2 separate regions of the Homo sapiens genome follow, and region 2 is linked to region 1. A link is an interaction called in ENCODE POLR2A ChIA-PET data of the cell type or tissue named here. Cell type or tissue: Panc1. All regions are shown on one strand.

Region 1 (5,000 bases):
GGTGGTGACAGTCACTTGATTGACAAAAGGGATGGGCAGGGCCTGTGGAAGTCTTCTGAGGAAGGGAACAGATGGTTTTTTAAACCATCAGATATGGTGAAACTCATTCACTATCGCAAGAACAACATGGGAAAGACCCGCCCCCATAACTCAATTACCTCCCACCACATTCCCCTCACGACACTTGAGAACTGTGGGAGTTACAATTCAAGATGAGATTTGGGTGGGAACACAGCCAAACCATATCAGAAATGCTACCTGATTTCTCTTCAGCCTCGGTTTCCTCACCTGGACAGTGGAGCTGGAGCCCCTCGGCTGCCTGACCCTGCTCTCTGGGTTGCCTCTAGGGACCCCACCCTGCTCAGGCCTGCTCCCACCCCTCCATGGCTGTCAGTCCCTCCCAAGAAGAATGTCCCCCCAACAGAGGCTGCTGGAGGTAAAGGGAGATGAACAAGCCAAGGTTGCCTGGCCTGCACTGAGGGCTGCATGGCTCTTGAGGCCCGGCCTGGGTGGACACTGGAGGGCACTTTCTGTCTGTGGGTTTTGCCCTGGTGCCTGGAGCCCCTTTCTCTGTGGTCTCTTGACCCAGCCCAGCTCAATGAGCCTGGAGCCCTGGGCTTCTGGAGAAGAGATGTCAAGCTCTACCACAGGTCACAGGTCAGAAACAACTCTCGCCTTGTCTGATGCAAATGGAAGCCAGGCCTGCTTCCCACAGGGCGGGCACTTCCAGTGGGGCACAGCAGCAAGGCAGAGGGACAGACTCTGAGGGGCCCTTGAGAAAATCAAGCAGGGCCCACAGGGACCCTCTCTCTGGGGTTGCAAACTGGCACTGGGTGGAGGGAGATTCGGTATTGACACCTGGGGACCCTTACCCCCAAAGTGGATGTTAAGGACAGCAGCACATTAGGGAGACAAGGGGCCCCACAACACTCCCAGCCTGTCCCCAGCCTGCTTCCGGCTTTCTGGTCCTTTTCTCTTGCGGGGAAGGAGAATTTTATCTGACTTTCTCTGACTTCTGGCCTTTCTTGGGCAGCTGAAAATGATAAGTAGGAAATACTGGCTTGCTTAGAGCCTTCTTTGGTTTTACTGGGAAATGGAAACTTTGGCAGATGGGGAAGGACAGTGGGAACCCCAGGAAAAAGGGACGATGCTCTGATGGTGGAGTGTTTCCTCTTCTGTTGTTTTCTGTGATCTAAAATGAGAGGTTGCTTGGGATAGTTGATTTGTTTTCCATTGATGACACTGAGATGTTCTTGGCCTGGAATCCCATGGCCACCACAAGTTGGGTTGTTTGGGGTTCGGGTGGTCCAGGAGTGGCTCTTGGTGTGGTGTGACTGGCAACCTCTGGACACTTTTCACCTATGGATTTTTCATCACTTGTTCCAGTGAAGGACACTCCTTGGGGTCCAGCATTAGTCACTTTTTAATAAGTCTTTCCATTCGTTGGGGAAAAAAATTGTGGTGAACGGTATTCTGCACTGATCATTTTTTCTTGAGGCCTGTAGGGTTCCCTGAGTAGAAGGGCAGGGCCCCGGCCACCATGGAATACAGTGTGGCACGGAGGCTCCATACAATCATGGTGGCGCTGGCACTCCTGGCCCAGGAAGAGTTCCGTGGCCACGTAGGGGTGCGCGCCACAAAATGTTTTCAGCATCTATGCCTCCCCGAATGTCATGCTAAAGCCAAAGTCCATGATTTTTATATTGCGTTCCTCATTGAGTAGCATGTTTTGTGTGTGGATGTGTGATGTTCTTCAAGTGGCAGTAGTGCAGGGCTGACAGAATCTGCCTGAACATGGTTCAGGCCTCCTCTTCCTCGATGTGGCCTTGGTGGCATATCTGGTGCTGTAGCTCTCCTCCTCTGGCGTACTCCATCACCACATACATGGTTTCCACCTTGTCAGTCACCTGGTGGAACTGAATGATATTTGGGTGATAGAGAGTCTTCATGATACTCATCTCTCTCTCTAGAGAGCAAGGCCAGCCTTCTTAGGGATGATTTGGAGGACAATTTGGGTCCCAGTTAGCCTATGCCGGGCCAGTTCCCTGGCGGATGGTGTCAAGGATCCCATAGTTTTGTATCTTTTTGCCAGGTGAGGTGGAGGCCGATCCCGGCTCTATGGTGCCTCCTAGCTACGCTGCCGCAAAGGGAGGTGAACAAGCCAAGGTTGCCCGGCCTGTACCTAGGGCCACACGGCTCCTGAGGCCTGGCATGAGTTGATACTGGAGGGGGCTTTCTCTTTGTGGGCTTTGTTCTGGTGCCTGAAGCCACTTCCCTATGGTCTCTTGATCCAGCCTAGCTGGCTGAGCCTGGAGCCCTGGCTTCCAGAGAAGAGATGTCAGGCTGTACCACAGGTCATGGGCCAGAAACAATTATGGCCTTGTCCAGTGCCAGTGGAAGCCAGGCCTGGGGAGGGCGCCTCCTCTCACAGGGCTGGCACTTCCCGAGGGTGGATGGCAGCAAGGTGGGGAAGACAGACTCTGAGGGGCCGGCCCTTCGGGAGCTCAAGCAGAGCCCACAGGGACCCCGTCTGGGGTTGCAAACTGGCATTGGGTGGAGGGAGATTCAGTATTGACACCTGGAGGACCCTCACTCCCAAAGTGGATTTTAAGGACAGCAGCACACTGGGGAGACAAGGGGGCCCACAGCATTCCCACCTGGTCCCCAACCCGCTTCTGGCTTCCTAGTCCTGTTCTCTTGGGGGAAACAAGACTCTTATCTGACTTTCTCTGACTTCTGTCCCTGCTTGGGCAACTGAAAATGACAAGTAGGAAATACTGGCTTGCTTTGAGCCCCCTTTGGTTTTGCTGGGAAGGTGGAAACTTTGGCAGACGGGGAAGGACAGATGGGAACCCCAGGAGGAAGGGCCATTGCTCTGATGGTGGAGCGCTTCCTCTTCTGTTCTTTTGTGTGTTCTAAAACGAGGTATGTGCCATGGGAGAGTTGATTTCTTTTCCAGTGTTGACACTGAGATGTTCTCGGGCTGGAATCCCCTAGCCACCATGACCAGGGCTGTAGGGGGCGCAGGTGCCCAGGTTCTCTGTATGGTGTCAGCAGCACCTCCCGGCCAGCATTGACCCAGGAATTCCACATCAGCTGGTTTAGTGGGGGCCGCTCCCTGGGGCTGAGGGTGAGGAATTGTTTTACTAGTGTCTCCAGTGGAAATGAAAAAATAGATAAGGTGTCGTATTGTCATATAGCTTGAGGCAGAAAGGAACCACGGGTGGGGCTGGATGTTCTTTCAGCCTCCCTAGCAGAGATCACAGACAAGAGTGGTCAGCTTGGCCTAGCTTCTGCGATGGCTGGCTCTGATGTTGGGGAGGGAGGCAGTCCCCAGAGCAGGAATGCCTTCCCTGGGGTTCATATCCTTGCAGGGTAGGAGCTGGAAATCCTCCCATCAGAGCCTCCTTCACTGCAGCCCGTGGGGGCGAGTGACAGGGGGATCCGTGCCCCACGGGCAAACCTCCGGGCTCTGGCTTCAGCCCCACCCCGGGGAAACATGCACAGCCCCTCGGGAGGAGCCCTGCTGCAGGCTCAGCTGGGAGTCCTGGATTGCCTGGCAGGGCTGAGATGCCGTTTGGGTAGCCTCGGGTCTCCATGGAGACAGGGGCGGGGCCAGGCGGCAGGGGCGGGGTGCCCAACAGCCAACTGCCCGCCCTCAACCGCCAAAAACCCACACTCAACCGCCAAAGGCCAAGGCCAAGGGCCCTCTGGCGCTGCTGCCCCCACACGGACTGGCGCCCTCTGCAGGTCCCGCGGCTCCCGGCCCGCTCAGCGCCTCCGGAGGTCTCACCCAAGCCCTATCAGCTGGGTCCCTACGGGCCTCAAAGCGCTGGCCCAGCCGCGGGGTCACTCCTCTGAGCCTCCCGACCTTCCATGGGTCCTTTGGAGCCCTGGGTTTTGGAGCTTGTCCTTCCTCAGTGCCGCCCGCCGGGACGTGGCTGCACCAGGGCCACAGCACCTCGGGGGCCTTCATTTCATTTATGCCCACAAATAATCATTCAGTGTGCTGGGACAGAGAAGACAGACACGCTGGCCCCCTGGTGGGCGAGAGAGACTGGTCTATCAGTACAGAAAACTCCCAGTAGGGACAGGGGCTAGGAAGGAAACACCAGGAAAAGTGATGATGGAAGATGGGGGTGACCCTACTGCAGATGGGGTGCTAAGGGAGGGCTTCTCTGAGGAGATGACATTCACTTGATTGGCAAAAGGGACAGGCAGGGCCTGTGAAAGTCTTCTAAGAGGGGGAACCGCAGTGCCCAGTGGGCTGTCCCAGGATGGAACTAGGGCAGCGGGTGGGGGTGGGGATGTGAGCCAGGCAGGCAGGGCCCAGACACCGTGTGATGGGTGCGGGGGTGGGACCCACGGAGGCTCTGAGGAAGCTTTGGGCCTCAGAAGATGGAGAAACAGGAAGACCCACTTGGAGGCCTGCACCCAGGCAGGGGGCGAGAGCTGAATGCATCGCACCGCCCTCCTGGGGCTACCCGTGGGCCTCGCTTTCTTTCCCCATGCTCTGCACTCTGCCACGCACCCCTTCCTCGGCCAGGCGGACAGAGGAAATGCAGATGCTGGAGGCAGGAGCACTGGACTGGGAATTAGACTTGGAGTAAAATCTAAATGCCCTATGGGCCTGGCTCTTCTCTGGAGTTCGGCTTCATGTTAACTGTGATTGGGGGACAAGGGACAGTAAGACCGGCTCTCAGACCCTTGTCACTCCACACTGCAATGCTTCTCAGTGGTCTCAGGGGCTTCTATTTTAGGAATAGTTACCTGGCTATAGAAGAATAATGGAAGGAAACATGTTTTGAGTGGCGCTTATATCAGGCTCTAGACTAGGTATTGGTTTTGATGGGGAGTTGCTTTTTTTTTTTTCTCCCTTTCACAAAACCTGAGTCCTGACTAGGGCCAGGAGTTAGATTCCAGTTTCTAGATTTTCATCATTCCATGTTGCACAAGGCAGACATCTAGGGGACAGAAGGGCAGATTATTAGCATGTAAAG
Region 2 (5,000 bases), 100 kb before region 1:
GACATAAAGGTTCTCCAAGTCCCCACTAGATTAGCTAGACACAGAGTGCTGATTGGTGTATTTACAATCCTCTAGCTAGACATAAAAGTTCTTCAAGTCCCCACTCGACTCAGGAGCCCAGCTGGCTTCGCCTAGCGGATCCCGTGCCAGGGCCACGGGCGGAGCTGCCCAGCAGTCCCATGCTGCGCACCTGCACTCCTCAGCCCTTGGGCTGCCGATGGGACCAGGCGCTGCAGAGCAGGGGGCGGTGCCCGTCGGGGAGGCTCGGGCTTCACGGGAGCCCACCGCAGGAGGGCTCGGGCATGGCGGGCTGCAGGTCCAGAGCCCTGCCCCACGGGGAGGCAGCTGAGGCCTGGTGAGAATTCGAATGTGGCACAGGTGGGCTGGCGGTGCTGGGGGACCCGGTGCCCCCTCCACATCTGCTGGCCTGGGTGCTAAGCCCCTCACTGCCCCAGGCCGGTGGCGCCAGCCGGCCACTCCGAGTGTGGGGCCCTCCAAGCCCACACCCACCCGGAACTCCCGCTGGTCCGCGAGTGCCGCGCGCAGCCCCAGTTTCCCGCCCATGCCTCTCCCTCCACAACTCCCTGCAAGCAGAGGGAGCCGGCTCCAGCCTTGGCCAGCCCAGAGAGGGGCTCCCACAGTACAGCAGCAGGCTGAAGGGGTCCTCAAGCATGGCCAGAGCAGACGCCGAGGCCGAGGAGGTGCTGAGAGCGAGCAAGGGCCACCAGCATGTTGTCACCTCTCACTGGGACCACAGGTGTGTACCACCATGCCTGACTAATTTTTTTTGTAGAGATGGGGTCTCAGCTTGGACATTGGAATTGCTAGCCAAAGACATTAGAGCAACTGTCAGCAATATGCTCAGTGGACTAAAGGAACCACAGATGAAGAACTGAAGGAGAGCAGAAATACAGTCTCTGAACAAAATCAAGAAAGAGGCTGGGTGCAGTGGCTCATGCCTGTAACGCCAGCACTTTGGGAGGCCAAGATGGGAGGATTGCTTGAGCCTATACGTTCAATATCAGCCTATTCAACATGACAAAATAATTTCTCTCTCTCTTTTTTTTTTTTTTTCTGAGACAGTCTCGCTCTGTCTCCCAGGCTGGAGTGTAGTGGCATGATTTCGGCTCACTGCAACCTCCATCTCCTGGGTTCAAGCGATTCTCCTCCTCAGCCTCCCGAGTAGCTGGGTTTATAGGCGCCCACCACCACACCCAGCTAACTTGTGTATTTTTAGTAAAGACGGGGTTTCACCATGTTGGCCAGGCTGGTATTGAATTCCTGACCTCAGATGATCCACCTGCCTTGACCTCCCAAAGTGTTGGGATTACAGGTGTGAGCCACCGCACCTGGCCAAATTCTTGCTCTTAAAAAAAAAAAAAAATTGGCACATGCCTGTAGTCCAGCTACTTGGGAGGCTAGAGTGGGAGGATCACTTGAGCCCTGCGGTTGGAGGCTGCATTGAGTTATGGTCACATCACTGCACTCCACTGGGTGACAGAGTGAGACCCAGTCTCAAAAAGATAGAAACTATAAAAAGGAACTATACAGAAATTCTGGAGCATAAAAGTACAATAACTGAGATGAAAACTTTATTAGAGGGGTTCACCAATAGATTTGGGCAGACAGAAAGGCCCATACCTGGGTCAGCCCTCTTAGAGGGACTGATCCATTTGGGAGACATTTGAAATTTATTCTCTTAGATATTTTGAAATATGATACATTATTATTTGAAATATGATGCATTATTATCGACTACATTCCACTGTAATAAAAAGAAAACATCACAGTGGAAAGGCCACACTCCTTCATTATCCAGTTGGGAACCTCAGCAGCACAGCCAAGTGATCTGCTAAGCTGCTTTGGGGACCACACCTGTGCCACTTGTATAGCTCCCAGCACAGCCTGGTTCACAAGAATTCCTTATCCTATTGTGGACCTTTTGGCCCAATTAACACAGGCCCACAGGATTTAAAGTTGCCATTGGTCCTTGTGAAAAGCTAACCAGGTAATGTCAGTGTGAGGTCACATACAATGTGTGTGTTTCTGCCCTGCATTTGGCTCAGAGCCACTTGTAATAATTTTTTGCTGTTGAGGTTTCCTTGATACTTCTCTGAAGTCACTTTTTCTTTTTTTCTTTTTCTTTTTTTTTTTTTTTGAGACAGATTCTCGCTCTGTTGCCCAGGCTGGAGTTTAGTGGTGCGATCTCGGCTCACTGCAAGCTCTGCCTCCTGGGTTCACACCATTCTCCTGCCTCAGCATCCCGAGTAGCTGGGACTACAGGCATCCGCCACCACACCTGGCTAATTTTTTTGTATTTTTAGTAGAGACAGGGTTTCACTGTGTTAGCCAGGATGGTCTCAATCTCCTGACCTCATGATCCACCCGTCTCGGCCTCCCAAAGTGCTGGGATTATAGGCGTGAGCTGCCGCGCCCGGCTGAAGTCACTTTTTCATTAAATTTTTCTGGTTAACTTCAAGTACTGCGTGTCTACCTGTTGCCTAAACTAGGGTATGCACTGCCCCAATTCTGCAGGGAGGGTGCAAAACAGCAAAATTAGATGTGACCCATCTTTCTGGAGTTTCAGTTGTACTGTAAAATTTGGAAGAAACAGTAGTTTATTAAGAATCATCTTTTTTTTTGTTTTGGAGACAGAGTTTTGCTTTGTTGCCCAGGCTGGAGTGCAGTGGCATGATCTCAGCTCACTGCAGCCTCTGCCTCCCTGGTTCAAGCAGTTCTCCCACCGCAGCCTCCTGAGTAGCTGGGATTACAGGTGCGCGCACCACCATGCCCAACTAATTTTTGTATTTTTAGTAGAGACGGGGTTTCGCCATGTTGGCCAGGCTGGTCTCGAATTCCTGACCTCAAGTGATCCACATGCCTCAGCCTCCCAAAGTGCTGGGATTACCGGCCTGAGCCACCAGGCCCGGGTGAGCACCATCTTATTAAGAAAAGACACAGAAGAGCAGGGAAGGGGAGAAGTGTTCCAGGAAACACAGTCCAGGCTCTGACATTGCTCCAGGTGGGATGGAGGGACTCACCCCTTACTTTGAATAGGATGCTTTTGAAGGCCACAGGGGTGCCAGTTGTCCTCTTGACTTGAATCCCATGCAGAGACTTTGTTGGCAGTTTGCACACATCCATCCTCTGCTGGTTGAGTCCTCTGAGCTGAGTGTGCTGGTCACACAGCAATGTGGGCTTCTTGACCAGCGCCCCCTGGCACCTATTTAAGTCCATGCTTGGCTGACCTGCCATGCTGTATTGTCAGGATCCATGGAGCTCGGGATCTTGTTGCTTTCTATTCTAAATGCAAGGAGACATTTGAAATAGACTCGGATATTCTGAAATGTCCAAATATTTATTATTGACTGTAGTCACCCTGCTGTGCAGTAGATTAGAAAGTTATTCCTCCTGTCCGAAACATTGTACCCTTTGATAAACAACCCTCCATTATTTCTCTCTCCCACCACCCCAGCCTCTGTTCACCATCAGTCTACTCTCTACTTCTGTGGGTTCAACTGTTTATTTTTAGCTTTTAAATTTTTCTTTGATTTTTAGAGACAGAGTCTTGCTGTGTTACCCAGGCTAGAGTGCAGTGGCTCAATCATAGCTCACTGCAGCCTTGGACTCCTGGGTTCAAGTGATCCTTCTGCCTCAGCCTCTCAATGAGCTGGGACAATAGGCCTACACTGTCACACCTGTTTACTTTTATTTTTTGTAGAGATGCGGTCTCACTGTATTGACCGGGTTGGGGTTCAACATTTTTATTTATTTTTTTTATTTTTTTATTTTTTATTTTTTATTTTGTTTTTGGAGATGGAGTCTCGCTCTGTCTCCCAGGCTGGAGTGCAGTGGCGCAATCTTGGCTCACTGCAAGCTCCGCCTCCCAGGTTCATGCCATACTCCTGCCTCAGCCTCCCGAGTAGCTGGGACTACAGGCACATGCCACCACGCCCAGCTAATTTTTTGTATTTTTTAGTAGAGACGGGGTTTCACCATGTTAGCCAGGGTGGTCTCGATCTCTTAACCTCGTGATCCACCCGCCTTGGCCTCCCGAAGTGCTGGGATTACAGGTGTGAGCCACCCGGCCCGGCCGGGGTTCAACTTTTTAAGATTCAACACATTGGTGATATCACGTGGTAATTGTTTTTCTGAGGTGATAGATATATGTTAGTTAGCTTAACTTAATCATTCCATATTGTATACATATATCTAAACATCACATGGTACCCATAAATGTATACAATTATGATTTGGTAATTAAAAATCATATTAACTGAAACATAATAGGCTGGGTGCGGTGGTTCACATACCTGTAATCCCAGCACTTTGGGAGGCCGAAGGGCAAAGATCACTGAGGCCAGGAGTTTAATCAGCCTGAGCAACATAGCAATACTCTATCTCTACAAAAAAATAGGCTTGTTGGTGTATATCTGTAGCCCTAGCTACTTGTGAGGATCAGGCAAGAGTATTGCTTGAGCCCAGAAGTTTGAGATTACAGTGAGCTATGATCCTGCCACTGTACTCCAGCCTGGGTGACAGAACAAGACCCTGTCTCTTAAAAAATAATCGGCCGGGCGCAGTGGCTCACGCCTGTAATCCCAGCACTTTGGGAGGCCGAGGTGGGCAGATGACCTAAGGTCAGGAGTTCAAGACCAGCCTGACCAACATGGAGAAACTCCATCTCTACTAAAAATACAAAATTAGCTGGGCATGGTGGCACATGCCTGTAATACCAGCTACTTGGGAGGCTGAGGCAGGAGAATTGCTTGAACCCAGGAGGCGGAGGTTGCAGTGAGCCGAGATCACGCCATTGCACTCCAGCCTGGGCAAGAAGAGCAAAACTCCATGAAATAATGAAATGAAATGAAATAAAGAAATGAAATGAAATGAAAAGAAAATGAATCTCAGCCACCCCACATACTTGGTTTATTTCTTGGCCTCAGCTGTCCATTGGTGCCACTTTATTTCTAGCTGTGTGGTGGGTCTTTGGGCCTGCA

The links. ChIA-PET counts read pairs that join two places held together with the same protein. Peaks named below come from ENCODE experiments on the same cell type or tissue, not always from the same donor. Only the 100,000 strongest peaks of a DNase experiment are listed, where the experiment ranks them.
Region 2: POLR2A ChIA-PET joins it to region 1 with 6 read pairs; 2 of 35 experiments call an interaction of 5 or more read pairs at or near these places.

Annotation. Positions count from the first base shown.
Region 1 is chr3:128,842,319-128,847,318 of GRCh38, forward strand. MIR12124 (microRNA 12124) reads left to right here and starts at 4,490; the gene lies at 4,490-4,590. It also overlaps the pseudogene MARK2P17. RefSeq lists enhancers at 2,962-3,959, 3,948-3,997, 3,960-4,957, 4,958-5,000 and a silencer at 3,538-3,747. In Panc1, CTCF peaks have their summits at 3,985 and 4,184; no DNase peak of the experiment used is centred here; H3K4me3 peaks cover 831 bases; H3K27ac peaks cover 419 bases.
Region 2 is chr3:128,742,734-128,747,733 of GRCh38, forward strand. The region is part of intron 1 of RAB7A (RAB7A, member RAS oncogene family); the gene reads left to right. Among named protein-coding and RNA genes, the nearest start is that of RAB7A, 19 kb to the left of the region's middle. In Panc1, no CTCF peak of the experiment used is centred here; no DNase peak of the experiment used is centred here.